2 separate regions of the Homo sapiens genome follow, and region 2 is linked to region 1. The links are chromatin contacts, found by Hi-C in ENCODE. All regions are on one chromosome and are shown on one strand. Each heading gives the region's core, a stretch centred on a gene start or an enhancer-like site at or near the end of the contact. The rest is flanking DNA. Distances are from core to core; before and after follow the strand shown. Region 1 has its middle 31 kb from the start of ADAMTS15. Region 2 has its middle 58 kb from the start of MIR8052.

Evidence for each region. A loop is a pair of places that touch in the nucleus more often than their neighbours do. Pooled maps may share reads with other maps.
Region 2: a map of ascending aorta shows a loop between it and region 1 (2.2-fold over the local background). The contact joins two enhancer-like sites. A Hi-C loop is called at or near these places in 2 of 168 maps with a recorded cell type or tissue (IMR-90 and ascending aorta) and 6 of 50 pooled maps.

Annotation. Positions count from the first base shown.
Region 1 is chr11:130,476,937-130,481,540 of GRCh38, forward strand. No RefSeq gene overlaps it. Among named protein-coding and RNA genes, the nearest start is that of ADAMTS15, 31 kb to the left of the region's middle. RefSeq lists an enhancer at 751-1,950. Within about 2 kb of position 1,699, at least 24 of the 41 ENCODE cell types and tissues checked have a DNase peak (open chromatin) inside an H3K27ac peak, as active enhancers do; they include ascending aorta, where a contact is called at or near this core.
Region 2 is chr11:130,606,822-130,611,079 of GRCh38, forward strand. No RefSeq gene overlaps it. Among named protein-coding and RNA genes, the nearest start is that of MIR8052, 58 kb to the right of the region's middle. Within about 2 kb of position 2,695, at least 18 of the 41 ENCODE cell types and tissues checked have a DNase peak (open chromatin) inside an H3K27ac peak, as active enhancers do; they include ascending aorta, where a contact is called at or near this core.

The sequences.
Region 1 (4,604 bases), core at 449-2,948:
AAAAAAGAAACGAAGAAAAAAAAGCTTGGGTGTGGGAGAGAGTGATCAGGGAAAGCCCCTCAGAGGAAGGGACAACGAAACAGATTGAAGGGTGAGACAGCAGCCCTGTTAAAAGGGGACGGGCCTTGTAGCAGACAAGCAGAAGGCCCAGTCCTGGGGGCCGCTGGGGCGGGGTTTCAGGAGTGCTTGAGAGAAGCTCTGGGGCCGTGCGTGGGTGAAGGGACGAGGCACGGGAGAGGCCAGAGGGGCCCCTGTCCTGTGGGCTTCCAGTCTCCTGCCTTAGGAGGAAACCCCAAGTGTCCCGAGGGAAAGGTTCCTTCTCTTTGGAGAGAGAATGTTTCTCTCTTCCTAGTTTTGTGCTGGTCTGGAAATGTTAGCAAATATACAGGCGTGGGAGAGGTGTGACGCATTGCAAAGAACATCTAGAAACTCGTGTTGGTCGCGGGTCTGAGATCCTCTCTTGGAATCCTCATTTCCTACCTGCAAAGTGAGAAGGGTAGATTCAGTGTTCTATTAGGGCACGTTCAGCTTTAGCAGTCTGGGTTTCTAGGCCCAGTTATGGTTTAGATTTTGCTAGCTGATGGTTTGTTTTCAGTTTGGGGTTCAGAGATGAAGGGGTTTCTCCTGTTGACTTTCCAGCAGGGCAAGGCCATGGGGAATGACTTCCTCTTGAGCTGCGAGAGCTGCCCCTTCAGGCATGTGGGTGAGGGATGTGGGGAGGTTGGACAAAGTTTCAGCACTTGATAGAAGGTTCTGGAAGAAGGAAGAACTAGCCAGAAGAGGCTGCATGAGTCTATGAGCTAGCAGAAGGCCCAGAAGGGAACTGCAGGGGTCTGGGTTAATGTATAAACTGGAAGTCAGCAATTGTAAGATCTTTCTAAAATTGCTCAAAATGTTGTCATATTCCTGGGGTTATTTTTGTAATCCTTTTTGTTTTCCATTGAAGCAATTGCCAGTAAAACCTTTCTAAGGAAAAGGTCCTCTGGGCTGCTTTGGGGATCAGCAAATTAAAGAGGAAGCAGAGGAGGCTGGGTCCCAACTACAGCGGCGCCTGGAGGCTCAGGAGAGCTCCAGGTAAGGCAATGGGGTGTGTGGCGGGCAACAAGCTTGGCTGCATTTTAAAGTTTCTGGAGAAGGAAGCAGCAGTTTCCTAAATTTGCTGGCCTTTGAAGAGAGGTAGGAACGATTTGCTTTGTAATCCATCCTCTGGAGGGGAATGCGTTCTTGCCCCAGTGAGAAAAAACCTTGATAATTACAAAAAGGTGTCGACCCCTGGGTCGTGCTCTGCCTGCCCAGTGAACCCTGGCGAGCCCCCAGCAGGCTGAGCTGGCGTGGCCAAGGGCAGCGCGTGTGACCCCAAGTGTCTTTCCTTTGCTCCTTGGCTTGTCTCCAGCCCTCATGGATGAGTCAGCCCTGAAGCCTGCAATCCCAGCAACAAATCCCAGAAGAGCAGAACATCCCCCTTCATCACTGCCATGGTGTCACCCCTCAGCCCCCGGCAGCTGTGAGAAGGCAGCAGTGAAATGTTTGCTGCTCCAAAGCATGAAACTGGGGAGGGAGAGGGCAGCCAGAAACTCAGCCTTCACCTTCCCCTCCCTTCAGGCCCACCCCTTCGTGCTCAGCTGGGCAGCCCTGCCTTTGTTTTGCTCTCCTGAGCTGTGGTCAGTAACGTAAGTCACGTTCCAAGCAGTGACCAGAATGTTGTGAAGGAGGAGATAAGAGTTCCTGACCTCCCGAGGCATTCCAAAGAAGAAACAGAACTATTTGTTTCCAAAGGAGAACAATTTTAGCAGAAAGGGTAAGATAGAGGGAGATGAAGAGAGGAGGGAATCTCCTCGTGAAAAACTGGATTTGGGAAAAGGGTGAAAATATTGTCATGGGGAATGGCTGGAATTTGATGAGATTTTAGCTGTACTCCTAGGCTGTTAGAAACAATTGCCTTCGTATCATTCCCCGTTCCTGTACCTAGCCACGGTCCCAGACAGTGTCCAGGGCCTTAAGCCACTGCTGTCCCAGACATCTGACCAACAGTTCAGATGACCTCAGGGGACTGGGATTCTGGCCTCAGCAGGGAGTACCCCGAATCTCTGCCATGGGTAATTGAGCAGATACTCCTGATGTGGTTTTGTTGTTGTTGAGGATTTTGAGAAAAGAGCCTTTGAGAGTGCTCTGGAAATGTGTTCAGGAGGATGACATGGCTTTTCTAAGCACCCTCCCTGGGCTGAGTCTGCAGTGCATGGGAACCTGGTTCTGAAGCTGCAGTTACACACAGCACCCAGAGCCCAGGGCTTGGGACACAGTCAGTGGTCAATGAGTATTTGTGACGCAGAGGCTTCCTTGGGAACACACAGTAAACCAAGAGGGATGAAGGAGCCTGTCTCCGGTGGAAATGTGGGGACGCTTCTCAGTGTAGGCACTGTCTGTCTGCATACATGGTCCTGTTTGATCTTCACCGCCTGCCCGGTGCTGCTGCTCCTTGCAGCCCTCTGCTCAGCTCACGCATTTCATACGCTTTCCTTGGGGATCACGTGCTATCTCACTGCTCAGTTAAAACCAACACATCAGTGGATTCTGCGTCTGCATACATAACCCTCCCACCCACCTGTGTTCACCCAGACTCCCCACCAACCCCACACAGACCACCCCAAACATCTCATTATTCATCCAGTCACATGACTTGATTCCACCTCCAGGATATCTTCAAACTTGGTCCCTTTCTTCCTTCCCACTGCTGCTGCTGTAGTGCAGGCCAGCATCATGTCTCACTGGAGTATATCCGTAGTCTGTACCTGTTTTCCCTTGTTTCAGATTCGTCCGCTTTCAATCTTTCCAGCAGGTGTGACATTTAGTGACAGCAGGTGCCCCATCTTGAGCTCTCATGGCACCCTCTGCGTCTTCTGACATTGAGCGAATTGCTTGTCCGTCTCTTTGGCTATACCCTAAAGACCTCGAGGGCAGGCTTTAATTGTCTTGGCACTAAGTGCTTGGCACACAGTAATCATATAATGATAATAGCCATCACCCAGCATTAACTATATATAAGCATTCTATTAAGGTCTTTACTTCTCTTATTGTATTTATTGTTCATAACAACATTATGAATTATATTCTATCACTGCCCCTCCTCGTGTATCAGGAAGCTGAGGATCAAAGATGTTAGGGACCTTTAGATATTCCCCCGACTTGTAAATGGCAGCATCAGGACTCCGAGCCCTGTATTTACTGAAGAAGTTGTAGAATGAACCGCTTAGCCTACTCCTCGAGAAACATTTTTTTGGGGGAGATGGACATGAGAAAATGATTATGATGGCGCATGAGAAGTGCTCCAACAGAGGTATGCTTCTAGATCTATGGGAATTATACACGAAGCAATTGCAGGAATCACTGAGTGGACCTGGGAAGGAGTCAGAGGAAATGATGCTCTTGAGCTGAGTTTTGAAGAATGAATAGAATTTGTTGGGCAGATAAGGAGATTCCTGGAAGTGTGGCCAGCACGTACGATGGCATGGAGGTCAGGAATGAAAACAGCTTGATGTGGCTGGACTGTAGAATACATGAGAGAGTGGTGGGCTTGAAGCCTAGGCTGGGCTGGGGTCTGATCATGGAGGGCCTTCTATGTTGCATTAGGGAGTTTTTGCTTTGTTTGACAGGCAGCAGAGAGCCATGGAAATATTTTAAATCAGACTGTAATTAGCTCACCACTCCAGTGAGCTGGTAGTAAGCATGGACTGGGATAGGAAAAGACTGTTGGCAGAAAGACCAAGTAAGAGGCTCCTGCAATAATCCAGATTTAAGACCATGAAAGCCTGGCAGTGTAAGTGGATTGGAGAGGATGACATAAATTCTAGAAATATCTAGGAGAAGTATGAGCTGGTCTTGAGTGCTAACCGTGTGCAGCGTATGACAATAAAAGCAATGTCAGAGGAAATGCAGATTAATGTTTTCCATCTCAACGACTTCCTTGCTTTACAAAAGAAGTATAAAATTAGGCCATTCCTTGACTCAGAGATATGAGCATGCAACAAGGGCAGGGGAAAGGCGGATGTACTTGACTTCCTCTTGGGATTAAGTTTCTAAAATATGGTACTGCCAGGATTCAGAGGGATGAGATGACTGATGGTTTCTCCTGTTGCTCTCACTTCCAACCACGCCTCCTTACCCACTGCCTTAGTTCCTGGCATCACATCCCTCAACCTCCAGCCTTAGTGTGGTGTGGTTAGCATGGCACCAAGAAGACATGGGCGAGTGAAAGGAAAAAATAGAGACCAGAAAAAACAACAGAGATAGTTCACGTACACTAGTGTGAAATCAACGATATGGTATTTCAAATGTACTTTAGCAGAGGTCGTAGAAACAGATTTATTTTTTAATATACCCCCTGTATCTTTCAATTAACTGTACATTGTGCATAATATATTTCAATACTGGTATCTCAGGATGGGAATAGCAGAAACATATGTTAGTGGAGTTGTATTAACTCTAGGGACAGTATCACTGGGTTACGAGATATTATGGCTCCACGTGTCTCAGCAACATATGTTACCCATAAGGAAGCCTGTGGCTTTAATGTGTAACACACTGTGGACTGGATTGGCAAGCGGATG
Region 2 (4,258 bases), core at 1,445-3,944, 130 kb after region 1:
GCAGCCTGGGCACCAGCTCACTGCATGGGCCTCTTCTCAGATCCAGATGCAAGAGTCAGAGACTCCACCCATGGGCCCCATGCCTAAGGGGTCAGAGACATAACTTGTGAAGTGGGTTCTGTGGTGGCTGGGGCCCACTGTCCCCTCCCCGTCCCTTGCTGATGTGGAAGGACCAGTGTGTGCTGACCTATGGTGTTCCTTCCTGATCCAATCCTTCTAACCCCTGCCCCCTTACCTCCCACTGGGGCATTCCAAAGCCACGAAGCATCCACTTGGCAGCCCTCTCCAGCGTCACCCAGATATCGCTGGCCTGTGTTCAAGTGCCCATCTAAGCCCAACACGGGGTTGCCTGGTCTAGGGGAACTCACCCTGGGGAGATGTCACCCTCTGGCAACAGCTGACTCTATTTATTCAGATGAGAACAATTTTCTCTCCTTTTGCACTTTCAACAAGCTTGACTTGAGGCTCCCCCATTGCTAGGCTGCCAAAAGCAATAAAAGGCTGAGGAGGAGGTGGAGGGAGGGTGGGGGTAGACGCTCCACGGTAATTGAGCTGTCAGCTGAGCCCTGGGGCTTCCTGGATCTGGGGTGTCTCACAGCCCACATGGGCTTGTTTGCAGCAATAGGGAAGGGAGCCGTTTGACTTCATAATCACTCAGAGAGATAGCGGTGCTCAGGGCAGGTGGGGTGGGCCTGGGTGGAAGGCGCTGCTAACCAGACTCCCATGTTGTCGGCTTCCTTCTGGTCTGGGCTGGAGCTGCCTCAATAGTTTGAACAGGAAACCGAACTGTCACATGGAGGTGGTGGGTGGGGATCATTGTGGGGTAGAGGGCCTCAATGCTGTGTGCTCTGTGATGTGCCAAAATGAGTAAGTCAGGAGACGATGTCCAGGTACACCCCAAATCTGAGGGCCCAAAGAGCAGCTTGGCTCTCGCCAGAGCATCCCTGTTTGTTTTTCAGTTTTGCTGGCTTTTTGCTGTTCTACAGTAGTGACTCTTGTGGGATTATTGGGCTATTAGTTCCCCGGGAGGAGGGTCCTGGAGTATCATTTCTGCCAGCCTGCCACCGTCCGGGTGTCTTGGGTGAGAAGACAGGTATGCACTCTGGGCTGCTCTGAGTGGACCTGGCTGCCCTGGGGCTGCAAAGCTGGGCCCCTTTCACCCGGGGACTTGGATGGCTTGGGATGCTATCAAGAGTGGGATGCAGAGGAAGGCAGTGAGCAGCTTCCTTAAGGGAGGGTCACAAGGACCCACATCACTATCATTTGGAAACAGTTTATTGTCCCAGTTTGGCATTCAGCTGCTCTGCTTGCCTTCCCCTTCACACTCATTCTCTTGTCCTTCCCCAGTCCTCGCTCAGATCCAGCATCCCCCACACCTGGCACCACAGGGGCCTTTGCTCACACTGCCCCCTCTGCCATGATGGCCCTTTCCTCGTGTCCAACCACACCCATGGATCACACTCTACTTCCTCCCTAATTCCTTCCTGAAACTCCTCTGAGACCTCTCTGGCTTCCCTGTCCTTTCCTCATCCCTCACTTACAGCACCAAGACCCCTCTGTCTCCTGTCAGTGGCTCAGGAATGGCCCTGCGTCTCCCGCTAGATTGAGCTTCCTGAAGGAGAGATTCTCGCTCTCTCACGCTGTGCCTCCTTCACACGCCTAGCACAGGCCCTGTGAGCAGGTGTGCAGCAATTCCCTGTGTGGGTGAGACATCCCGCAAGCAAGCATTAACATTTGCACATTTGCATAGTGCATGATAAAGATGGAGCTCCTGCTCTCGGTAGCTCTTCATTTGGAACAGAGGGCTCTGATGGGGGCCAATGAATAAATGAAAAGGCCCTATGTATGGGTATGCCTTAAACCCGGTTTGTGGTTGTTGGAGCAGGCTTTCTACCAATGCTCCTGGGGCTCAGTGATAGTTCTGGATCACCCATATTGTCTTGTCAGTCTCACCTGCAAATTTCTAGTTTGAAAGTCTTGGGAAGCCTGCACTAGACACCTCTGTGCTAATCCTAGAGGGGAACCAGCTTAAGAAATAAGCCACCACCTTTGATGGGACCTAAGTCCCTAGGTCACTGTCCAGCAGCACCACTTGATTCCTAGCTCTGGCCCCAGGGGTTGATCTCAAAATAAATTTCAAATCATAGTTGATGGGAAAAAAAAGAAGATTGAGATGAAATTAAAAATAAATGGGAATAGCATACGGAAGTATAGGGAGGGCAGAGCTGGGGCCGGGGCCCCTGGGTGCTTAAAGGAGAAAGATGTTCTTCCCATGAGAAAAATCATCTAAGAGCATCAAATAAGCCTCTTGTGAGGGATAGAGACTCCTCTGTCCCCAGACTCCTCCCACTGAGAAAGTGGGTGGCTCTAGACTTGTGCTGGCTCCTGATGTAGGGCTCATGGGCGGGGCTCAGACTCAGGGCTAGTGAAGGAGGCTGAGAACAACCGGGACGTCATCTCAGAACATCTTTCGCAACTGGATTTAGAGATTAATTGAGGTAAAGGGAAGAGATGCAAATACTTCTCCTCCTCCTTCTATCGTCTCTACCCTCATCAGCTTCCAAGCTTGGGAAAAAAGTGATTTCTAACCATCTCTCTTCCTTGTCCAAGGCTCTTTGGAGAAAATAAGACACACAGGGTCAGAGGGAGGGTAGCCCAGCCAGGCGGGTGTCCCAGCAGAGACTGGGCAGGAGCCTGGCAGGCACACCCTGTCCAAGGCAGCCTGTGCTAGCCCAGGAGTGGGAGGCGATAGGAATGGGGGTGCTGTGTGCTGCCCTGGGCTCAGGGTGACACCCCTTTCCCTGAAAAAAACGTGTTATGTTATTTGACCTGAGGGAACACCCTTTAAGAGACTCCTGAGACCCAAACAAAGTCCTTTATCTGCAAACCAGAGACCTTCTTTGGGTACCCGCCAGCAACAGAGATCTGAGCTGGCTAGAGAGAGGGTGGCGGAAGCCCAGTGCCCGTCTTCCTTGAGTCCCAGATGGGAGCTGAGGCTTCTAGGTAGGGGTCAAGAGGCTTGGATTTGCCATGACCCCATGTGGCTTTTGACTGCAGAGCTCAGAGACGGCAGCCCACTGCCAGGAAGAACTCTCTTCCAAGTTCGGGCTGGCTCAGGGCCCCGAGGACTCTGTCCAGGGAGCCATGGCCTGTGGACCACAGAAATGGTCAGATGCTGTGGTGCGTGTGCTGTTGAATCAGAAGCATTGCCAGCATGAAGAATTTTCAAAGCATGCCAAAGCATTGCCAGCATGAAGAATTTTCTCCACTGTACAAGTCCCCCTTGAATTTTGTCTTGACCCTGCCCGCATTTTCTTAGTCACTGACATTTATTTTTCATCTCTCTGGGCTCAGAAAATCAACTCTCTTAGGCCCACTTGGTGTTTGAAGTGGGACAGGATTTCCAGGACGCCTGCAATTCAGAGGTCAGTAGAGGAATGAAGGAGTAGAATCTGAGCCTGAACCCCCCAAAATTCAAGGGGGACTTTGTTACCTTTTTGTAGTCGGACAGACATTGAAGAAATGCTTTTATGTCCTGGGTTTTCCAATTGCTATGACATGCAAACTCTTCTTAATGAAAATTTTTTGAGTGTGGGTTTACTTCAGGCCCTGGATCCTTTGCCTGGATTTCTTTAGATTGGCTTCGGAGACTAAAGCACGGGGGAGTTACTGCTATTATTTTCCTAAACCCATCACAGACAGGGGCATGTTTCCTGACCTCAGAGAGAAGTAAAGAGATCCTTTCTGTTTTTTGAAACCCCTTCTGTTCCCTAAGGGAATGAGACTGGCTGCCATCTCCAAGATTGCACGTATGCAGCAAGAGAGACAGGTGGGCCTGATTTCTGCAGGGCTCCAAAAGGCCAAACTGGGACTGACAGAAAGATCCAGGGCTGGCCGGGGTGAAGGGCTGTTAACTGGCTCTGGAACTAGGCTAGGTAGAATCCCTTGAGATCTTCCAGAGGGTATGCTGTCCCCAAATTCCATCTTTTTCCTTCATCTTGGAGGGTCTGGCTTGGCACCCCTGAACAGCTTTCTAGGATTGAAATTTCTGCTTCCTTTTTTGCCCTTCTCCTCCAACCTTTGAACCTTGTTTCTACTCCATGACCCACTGAGCTCTCTGGGTTTTCCATTTTAAAAACAAGGCCCTTATATTAAGAATGAAAACCAGAACCTCTTCTGGTTGTCACATGTGCTTCCAGAAATAGTGCCCCAATACTATTTAAGACCCTGAAGTCAGAATTTCCAAGGAAGCATCTGG